Linked DNA regions of Mus musculus: region 2 is linked to region 1. Evidence: chromatin loops called from intact Hi-C (ENCODE). Cell type or tissue: left cerebral cortex. All regions are shown on one strand. Links, peaks and the distances in the headings refer to the core of each region. The heading gives the core; the rest is flanking DNA.

Region 1 (4,393 bases), core at 107-4,106:
CAAGAAATTTATCCAGAATTTCACAATCCTAGCTAAACCCTACAAAAATTATCCTTGAATTCCTAACGGTTAATTAAAAGGTACAGACCTCTCCCAAACACAATTTGTTTCCCACATAAATCTAGTTTTTAAAAGGAACAGGTGAGGGGCTGGGGCAGCTATCAATGATAATCCAGGTGTTTGGTATATACAAAACTCTTCGCTCCATCCATTGAACAAGGGGGTGGGTCACGGGGGGGGGGGGCCGGGGCAGTGGAGAGAGGGTTCAGGTGAAGATCGATACAACATTTTAAAAGTATTTTAAACTAAATTCTATGCCTTTTTTAAAAAAACAGGGCAGGAACAGGTTTTCTTGCATAACTTTTCTTATCGATACAGTTCTTGAGAAATAAATCTGTAAACAAGAAGTTTAAACACACCCACACAACAGAGTACAGATTGCCCTAAAGGGATTGCTGGAGAGAACGGGGATGAACTATTTAAACTGATAACCTATTTGTAAAACATTCCTTACAGAGGTCATATGTTTAGCGGGGGCCCGACCCCACCTCTTTTTTGCCCTCCCACAAGTTGTCTCCGGATCCCCGGAATCCACTCCCACCCCCACCGCGCTGTGATTTGATACCTTGATTGAACTCCAATCACCTGGCAGAACATGAAAGCTCGCTTTCCTCCTGTTTTGCCTAAGACTCTGGTTTTAAGACAAACAAAATACACTGGATTTCCTCTGGTAGAACACAAGACAATTTAAAAGTAGCATTTTGCAGAGTGAGTGCCAGTATGCAAGCTATGTTTACAATTCAATGTGTCACTTTTACAAGTGAAAAGTGAACAGATCACCCTAGTTGGGGGGGGGGGCGCAAAGACTTCGCGGAAATTCGAGCTAAGTCCTCTATTGAGTAATCAATACGGCGACCCTCAACGTGGGCTTTCCCTTAGAGTTTGTAAGAACCCGCAGGCTGCAGGGAGTAAAACCCGCATGAGGACCTGGGGAACTGCACTAATTCCCTTTCTCCCATATTTTCTGCCCTGACTGCTTAGTGGGAATGGACCCCGGCAAGTCGCCCAGCCGGAAGCCTGAGGCTGCCAGGTCCAGAGCCAGAATCCAGCGCTTGGTGGGCGGCTTTCCACCGAGGATGCAAACTTGACAGTTGTCCTTTATCCACAATAAACCCACCGCCTCGGTCACTTTCAAGGTGACAGCAACTGCAGCCCGCTGTCCTGCAGGAGCCCCGCGGGTCCCACGTGAGCTCAGCCTCCCCACTCCTCCTACTTTGAAACCCACTAGGACACCCGCCCCCCTCCCCGGAAAGCCAGTCCGGTCACCGTGAGTGCGTTGCAGTCGCCGCTCCCCAGCTCCTCGTTCTCCGGAGGTCCCCACCGCGGCCGGGATGGGCGACGGAATGGGATCCACTCCGCGCTTGCCCGCAGAGCCGGGGAGCCAGCCCTGGGGGGAGCCACGGCGTTCTGCACCCTCGGCGGGTCCTGCCTTGGAGACGTCTGTACCTGGGGCTTGCAGATCGACCCCAACCCGCACCAGCACCCTGGCGGCCAGGCGGGAACCGGGAACCCGGAGCCCGGGCGTCCCAGCCTCCCCGCCCCGGGCCGCCAGGGGGAGGAGCGAAGGCGGAGGATCCTGGGCTGGGTGGCCTCGCCCCTCGCCCGCGGCGGCTCCTAGAGCCCAGACAAAGGCCAGGTTGCGGGGGGGAGAGGGGGGCAGAAGGGGCAGTGCCCCCCAAAAAAACTAACCTGAGAGACGAGCAGGGGTTCCTTGAGGCACGATGACTCCCGCGGAGCTCCACTACGGTCGCCAGCCGGGTCGGGCTCCCTGGCTAAACGTCAACATAAGCCACAAGCCCCGGGCGTACGTCCTGGATCGCGCTGCACCTGTTGCCACGTGTGTCGCAAAGCCACCGCTGCTGACTGCGCGCTTGGCTGGCTGTCCCGCGCGACCCCAAACCATTCACGTCCTGGTGGGAAAGCTAAGCTCTGCCAAGCCCAACTTTGGGGCCCCAGGACCGTCGGACAGGCTAGCTAGCCAGAGGGAGGATTGGCTCCTCCTGGGTCCCCTCGCAGCCAGAATTCCCTGTCCCGCGAAGGGCTTTGGAGTTGGGAGGTGGGGAAGTTGCAGGCTTATCAGCGTAAGGGTTTATAAGGAAGCAGCACTGATTGTTCTCGGAGAGTCCCACCTGCGCCCTATATTGTCTTCAGACTTCCGAGCAGATTACTAGCGAGCACCTATTAAAGATTAAAGAAACCAGCACTCCGACTGTTAGAAGTTCAGATGGGGGTGGGGTTGGGGTAGTGGGAGAAGCTAGGAAGAGAAGCTAGGTCTGGCCACTTGAAAGCCAAAGTCCTTGTTCTTGAATCAAACTGAGGAAATTTCAGCCTCCACTAAGCATATTTTAATATAAGGTTTTTTCCCTAAAGATTGATAGCCTGCTTGTAACAGATAAAAACATTCCTGAACATGTCAGACAACCCAGAACTCTAAGTTTAATGTATGCATGTGTGTATACATATATAAAACTACGTGGCCTGGGATTGCTGAAAAAGCATTTTCAGTACATTTCTTGGAGCGCAGAGGCGGGGGACGGGGGTGGGGGTGAGGGAGCAGAAGCAGCATTTCAGAGGTTGCCTATACCACGAATGCTGGATGATCTAATAGCTTTGCTGTTTATAGCTTTAAGTGCTTTCACGTGAACAATGATCCATTCTTCGCTCACAAGTAGACCCTGCTGTAAATAGGTTAGATTATTATCTCTATTATTTGAGTGAGGCAACCGAAGCTCAGAAAAGCCAAGTGACTTGCACATGGTCACACTGTGAGGGCAGCCAAGGCAGGCACAAACCCAGCCGAGCAGGCCCGACTCCCCCTTTTTTTCCCTCCATATTCCAGTAGATAACACCTCTTGCTTATCTTTGAAATCCCTGTCGTAATATCAACTCTGTCTGACGTTAGGAAAAAAATCATGTGACTAGTTTTAAAGTGGCACAGCATTAAAAACCATCGGACAATTCTCCCTTGAGCAAAAGGCACCCAACAAAACAAAACCAAAAAAAAAAAAAAGCCCCGGATGTTTTTTTCTGGCAAGTCATGAGATAATTATGCTAATTAGCAACATGCTTCCTCCCTAAGGAAAATCCTCCTTGTGTTAAACATATTATTTAAGCCTTTATAAGCCACGTGCCCCCGATGATTTGGCCCAATATAATCCACACACATCCAGATTCCCACCACCACTGCATTCCATTGTGCGACTTAGTTCTATGTATGAATATGGAATCAGTTTTACTTTTTATTTCTGTAAGATAAATTGAAAGAAGAAAACAAAATTTAAAAAAACAACCACTCACTGAAGTAATTGGAGATACGTCACAGTTTAGAGGCAGTCACGGTGCAGATGTGACTGTCACTTTTTTGAAGGTGTGGAAATCAGAACCTTAGCTTCTCATTGCATTCCCATAATCAGAAGTGATCTGGGGGCATCATCAGAGACTCTGTCCAGCCAAATGGTCATGAACTAAGGCCTATTGGCTTCTCTATCCCTCTTGGTTCTGGGCATATAGCCATGTTCCTGACCTCTGAACTTGAATGCTGACCTGCTCCAGAGTCCAGAATTAAGGATAAGAAGACAACTCTGCATAACTTCGTGGTGTTCTGTTCTAAAGAAAAGTTAGCATGTTTTATCCTCTGGGAGGAAAAATGAAAATTGAAGACTCTATTTAAAAATCCCTGTTTCACTTGGCAGAGTGTCAAAGATGAGAACATGCGATAGCCACCGGGCGTTGGTATAATGAGAAGAGAGGCAGTCAGAGTGCAGATGTAAACGTAACCTAGAGCGACTTCCATAGAGGGAAATTCAAAATCCTAACTGATTAAATAAAGATGCACAGGTTATTTTCACTAGAAACCCCTCAATGAGAGCTTATCTTATATTACCCTGCGGAACTTCCATGAGTATAAAGCCTTGTTTATGTCAGCCTTGTGTCTAGTAACAACATATTGAGAAACAACATACTGATTGATGAAGAACTCATTATAAGGAGTTTGTTTAAAAAAGAGTTATGGCATAATCATAAAACAAATCCTATGAGGACTTGAAAAAGAATGACACAGATCTTTTATTATTATAAAATAATCTAAGATACATCGTGTGCATATTTTTAAGTGCAAAACAATTATCTACTAGCATGTTGCCATTTCTATTAGGCAGAGAAAATCCATATACTTATATTGTATAGTATTTTATTCCTATAAACAAAATAATATGTAAAAATACACTTCCCAAATAAACTCCCCAAATAAACTTCAAGAAATTGATGTAGCTGGTTGTGTTTTAAAATGGAGTCCAGACACCAAAGGGTCAATTTTGAAGAGAAAGTTTTTATT
Region 2 (4,393 bases), core at 73-4,072, 100 kb after region 1:
ATATTACATTTTGAGAACAGAAGTTAGATTTTTGGGGGGGTTGGTGATGAAGAATCCTAACCATGCAGTAATGGGAGACGCCATAGTAATATGATAGGGAACCAGAGAAGGGTATCAGAGGTTTTGAAACATTAATTATACATGTGGATCAGATCGAATTAGCAGGTATAATCACATAATTGATTCAATTATATATGTTAGCATCGTTTTCTTTTCAGGAAAAGAGATACACAAAATCATAATTAATATGCTTTTCTCTGAGCAGAGACTAACCAGTGCTTCTCAGCTAGGAGTGATTTTCTTTTCCCTGCTCTGGGGGATAGTTGGTATTCAAAGTCAGAAGAGCCTTTGGTTTCCATCACTGAGAATATAGTCGTTTTAGGTATCTTGTAAGTAGACACCAAGTAACACTGCTAAATATTCTGCAGTCACTCCTACCCCTAAAACAAAATAACAACACACACACGTTGCAGGATACTTGATTACATTATGAACCCTGAGGTTGTATTATTTATTGGAAAAAAAAGTTCTAGTTGTGGGGCTCAGCCCTTAGCACATACCTTTAATCTCTCTGGCTGAAATATAGACATGCCCCTAGTATACAAACAGTGAAGGTAAAGTTAGTCTGTACAGGGAACATGATGTCTAATTGAGCGGCAGAGAAGGTGATGAATCTAAAAAAGATTTGACAGAATAAGATATACTCAACTCTCACAAGGAGAGAGAGAGAGTGGAAAGGGAAGCTACTTGAGGGGCTGTGCAGAGAGCAATAAAGGAAGGAGACAGTTTTACCAGGAGGGTTTTAGAGAGACAGGTTACAGAGAAAGAACACGTTAGTCACAGGTGAAAACAGAACGAGCCAGAGAATCAGAAGGAGTCAGAAGATTAGGACAGACTGCCAGAGTTCGTTTGAGGCCAAGCAGAGCAATTCAGAAGAAGCCAGTTTGAATCCATTGGTGTGGAGAGGAATTTTGACCAGGAACAGCTGAGTTGACCAGCCAGCCAGAATTCTGGAAGAGGTAGAGAGGGCGAGTTTACTCAGCAGTCAGTCTCAGAGGCTGAAAACAATTCTAGGCCTAGGTTAGATTGAAAGGAGGCTAGAAGCTTCCAGGACTAGGCCTAGGTTAGCAGACTGAGGCAGTGAAACTCAGAGATGACAACAACCAACAGGAGAACAAAAAATAATTTCACTCAGACACACAGACACACACACAGACACACACACATACACACACACACACACACTCACACTCACCAGTCAGGCCAGCAAGATAGCTCAGTGTGTAAATGCCTGTTTCCCAGCCTGAAAACCAGAATTCTTTCTGTAGAAGCCACATGGTGGGAGGAGAAAACAAACACCCAGAAGTTGCTCTCTGATCTGCATGCATACACAAAGTTACAAACAAATAAATAAAAGAACAAATATCAAGAATCATTAAGCTCTCTATGTCAATGGTGCCATAAATAAGAAACTTGGAGCTAGATTAAATCAGAGATGTAACATTGCATGAAAGGAACAATAGCATAAGAAGTAGTTCAGAGGTCTTCAGTAAGCATCTTACTTGGCATGACCAATATCTTCTTTCATCAAGTTATCCACTAAGCTAATTTAAAATGAGTTATCTATAGCTTCAAAGTATATTTCAAAATTACTTTTACATTCTACTGAGCCTTTGCATGCACATATATCAACATGGATATATCTCAGAAAGATAATGGCTAATGAACAAAGCAAGTCAGAAAAGAATACATTCACTGTGATACCAATTTTTATCAAATTTGAAAATAAAGAATAAAATAATATTTGTTCACGAACATGCAAAATTATATATGAACAGTGAAAATGATAATAGCCAATTCAGGATAGTATTTATGATTGAAAAGAGAAGTGAGGGCTGGAGAGATGGCTCAGTGGTTAAGAGCACTGTCTGTTCTTCCAAAGGTCCTGAGTTCAGTCATCTGTAAAGGGATCTGATGCCCTCTTCTGGTGTGTCTGGAAAACAGCTATAGTGTGCTCATATAAATAAAGTGTTAAAAAAAAAAGAAAAAGAAAAGAGAAGTGATTTTGTAGTAAAGAATGGGGAGTTCATAAACACAGCAAATCAATGATTTGGGTTATTTAATGAATCCTTAAGGGATTTTATTATTTTAGCTTACCACATATATTTTATATATTTTTTTTGTGCTGTACCAAAAAAAAAAAATCAAGTAATATGACAATAAGCTTCCATTGTAATGGGCTATTGGATTCTGAAGCTATTTCCCTTACATTCTATCACCATCTGCAGGTTAATCTTGCTATTGCAGAAAATTGTTGTTTCTTTTCAGACAAAACCAAAAATAAATTAAGGAGCACCAAAATAAATGCAATTTACAAGGAATTGAGAATATGTACAGAAGTACAAATTTTCAGTTATAGATATAATCTGTTATTAGTAAACATGCAAAAGATATTTTAAAATACAAACAATATAAACACAAAATGTTATATTGTAAGTACCACATAACCAGTGCCCAACTACATATCAAGAAACAGAAACAAGTAGTTTTTTTTTTTTTTTAATTTAATTCTATTTTTTACTTATTCACTTTACATCTTGCTTACTGCCCCCTTCTGGTCACCACCCTCCTACAATGGGGGAAGGGAATAGGGGATACTTAGAATCAGGTGTGGGGAGGAACAGGAGAGATGGCCATATGGTCATAAGAGCGAATGGAAATCTGCAACTGGGGTGAGGAGGTGGGGGGAATTTCCAGGAAGAGACAGAGACCTGGGATAAGGAACGGCCCAAGAATCGATGGAGGTGACCTTAGCTGTGACTCACAACATTGGGGATATGAACCCTGAATAGGCTACCTCCTGTAGCCAGGCAGGAACCCCAGTGGAGTGATAGAGACTCCAACCCACCCACAAAACTTTGAACCCAGTATTTATCCTGTCTACAAGTAATGTAGGCACGGGGGAGGGAGCAGAGACTGAGGGAGTGGCCAACCAAAACTGGCCCAACTTGAGACCCATCCCATGGGCAAGCACCTATCCCTAGCAGTATTAATAATACTGTGTTATGCTTGCTGCCAGGAGCCTAACAAGTAGTATTTTACCCATCATGATGACTAACTTGTGATTAATGTTAATGGAAACCCGAGTAAACTGAATTGTATACATTTAGTTACTCCCTAACGCCAAACTAGGTACCACCTTTTCTTGCCATTACTCCCTTTTCTCCTCTGCCTGGTTTGTGCTAAACATGGTCACCAGGTTAAACTCTCAACTATTTCATGTTCAGTCTAGAAGACAATGCCCATAATCCCCTGACACACAAAGGGTAGGGACAGGACGATTGTAAGTTTGAGGCCAGCCTGACAAAGAAGAAAGAATGGGAAAGGGAAAGAAAAATAAGAGCTCCAAACGATGACACCATTTCATACACTAGCAAGCCTTTGTTGCAAGGACCATGATATAGCTGTCTCTTGTGAGACTAGGCCGGAGCCTAGCAAACACAGAAGTGGATGCTCACAGTCAGCTATTGGATGGATCACAGGGCCCCCAATGGAGGAGCTAGAGAAAGTATCCAAGGAGCTAAAGGGATCTGCAACCCTATCGGTGGAACAATATTATGAACTAACCAGTACCCCAGAGCTCTTGACTCTAGCTGCATATGTATCAAAAGATGGCCTAGTCGGCCATCGCTGGAAAGAGAGGCCCATTGGTCAGGCAAACTTTATATGCCCCAGTACAGGGGAACCCCAGGGCCAAAAAATGGGAATGGGTGGGTAAGGGAGTGGGGGGGGTGTGTGGGGGACTTTTGGGATAGCATTGGAAATGTAATTGAGGAAAATACGTAATAAAAAAAAGAAAAAATATAAAGTAAAAAAAAAAAAATAAGAAAAATAAGAGCTGGGGACTTGCACATCGTCGCATTGCACAGGCCTAGGATGTGGAATGCACTAGTTTTCTCTCCAGAACTGCCAAAAAACCCAACCAAACAACAATACTTCTCCTAAAGTCTCTTTGTGTAGCTTTAATTTAATCCTATTTTTAATGATGGTTCTTAAATTCTTTAACTGTTCTTGTAGCCCACCACCCACAAGAGGTGGTAGAAAAGAGGTAGCAAAACACCATCCAACCGACTTTCTCAAGAACCCGTAAGTTTTTCACACATTCCCTGGAGAACAAAGTCCAATCTGTTCAGATTGGTAATAAGACTTTCTATACTTTGGACCCAACCTGTTGCTCAGTCTTACCTTGTTCAGCCTCCTCTGTGCCTCACCCCACATGAATCTCTACTTCCACCAGCCTGGTTTCTGTGCTGGCCAGTGCTAATTCGGAATGTACTATGTATTCCTGGCATAACCCATCTCCTTCCAATCAGCCTGCCATTCATACTCCTGA

Evidence for each region. Peaks named below come from ENCODE experiments on the same cell type or tissue, not always from the same donor. Only the 100,000 strongest peaks of a DNase experiment are listed, where the experiment ranks them.
Region 2: a loop joins it to region 1, with 3 times the contacts of the local background. A loop is called at or near these places in 1 of 42 quality-filtered maps.

Annotation. Positions count from the first base shown.
Region 1 is chr8:41,132,155-41,136,547 of GRCm38, forward strand. Mtus1 (mitochondrial tumor suppressor 1) reads right to left here and starts at 1,572. Exons shown (of 14, transcript NM_001005863.2): 1 at 1,327-1,572. In left cerebral cortex, for the core only: CTCF peaks have their summits at 1,608 (motif pointing right) and 1,809; DNase peaks (open chromatin) are centred at 1,123 and 1,506; H3K4me3 peaks cover 1,840 bases; H3K27ac peaks cover 699 bases.
Region 2 is chr8:41,233,171-41,237,563 of GRCm38, forward strand. No RefSeq gene overlaps it. Among named protein-coding and RNA genes, the nearest start is that of Pcm1, 4.4 kb to the right of the region's middle. In left cerebral cortex, for the core only: a CTCF peak has its summit at 2,284; no DNase peak of the experiment used is centred there.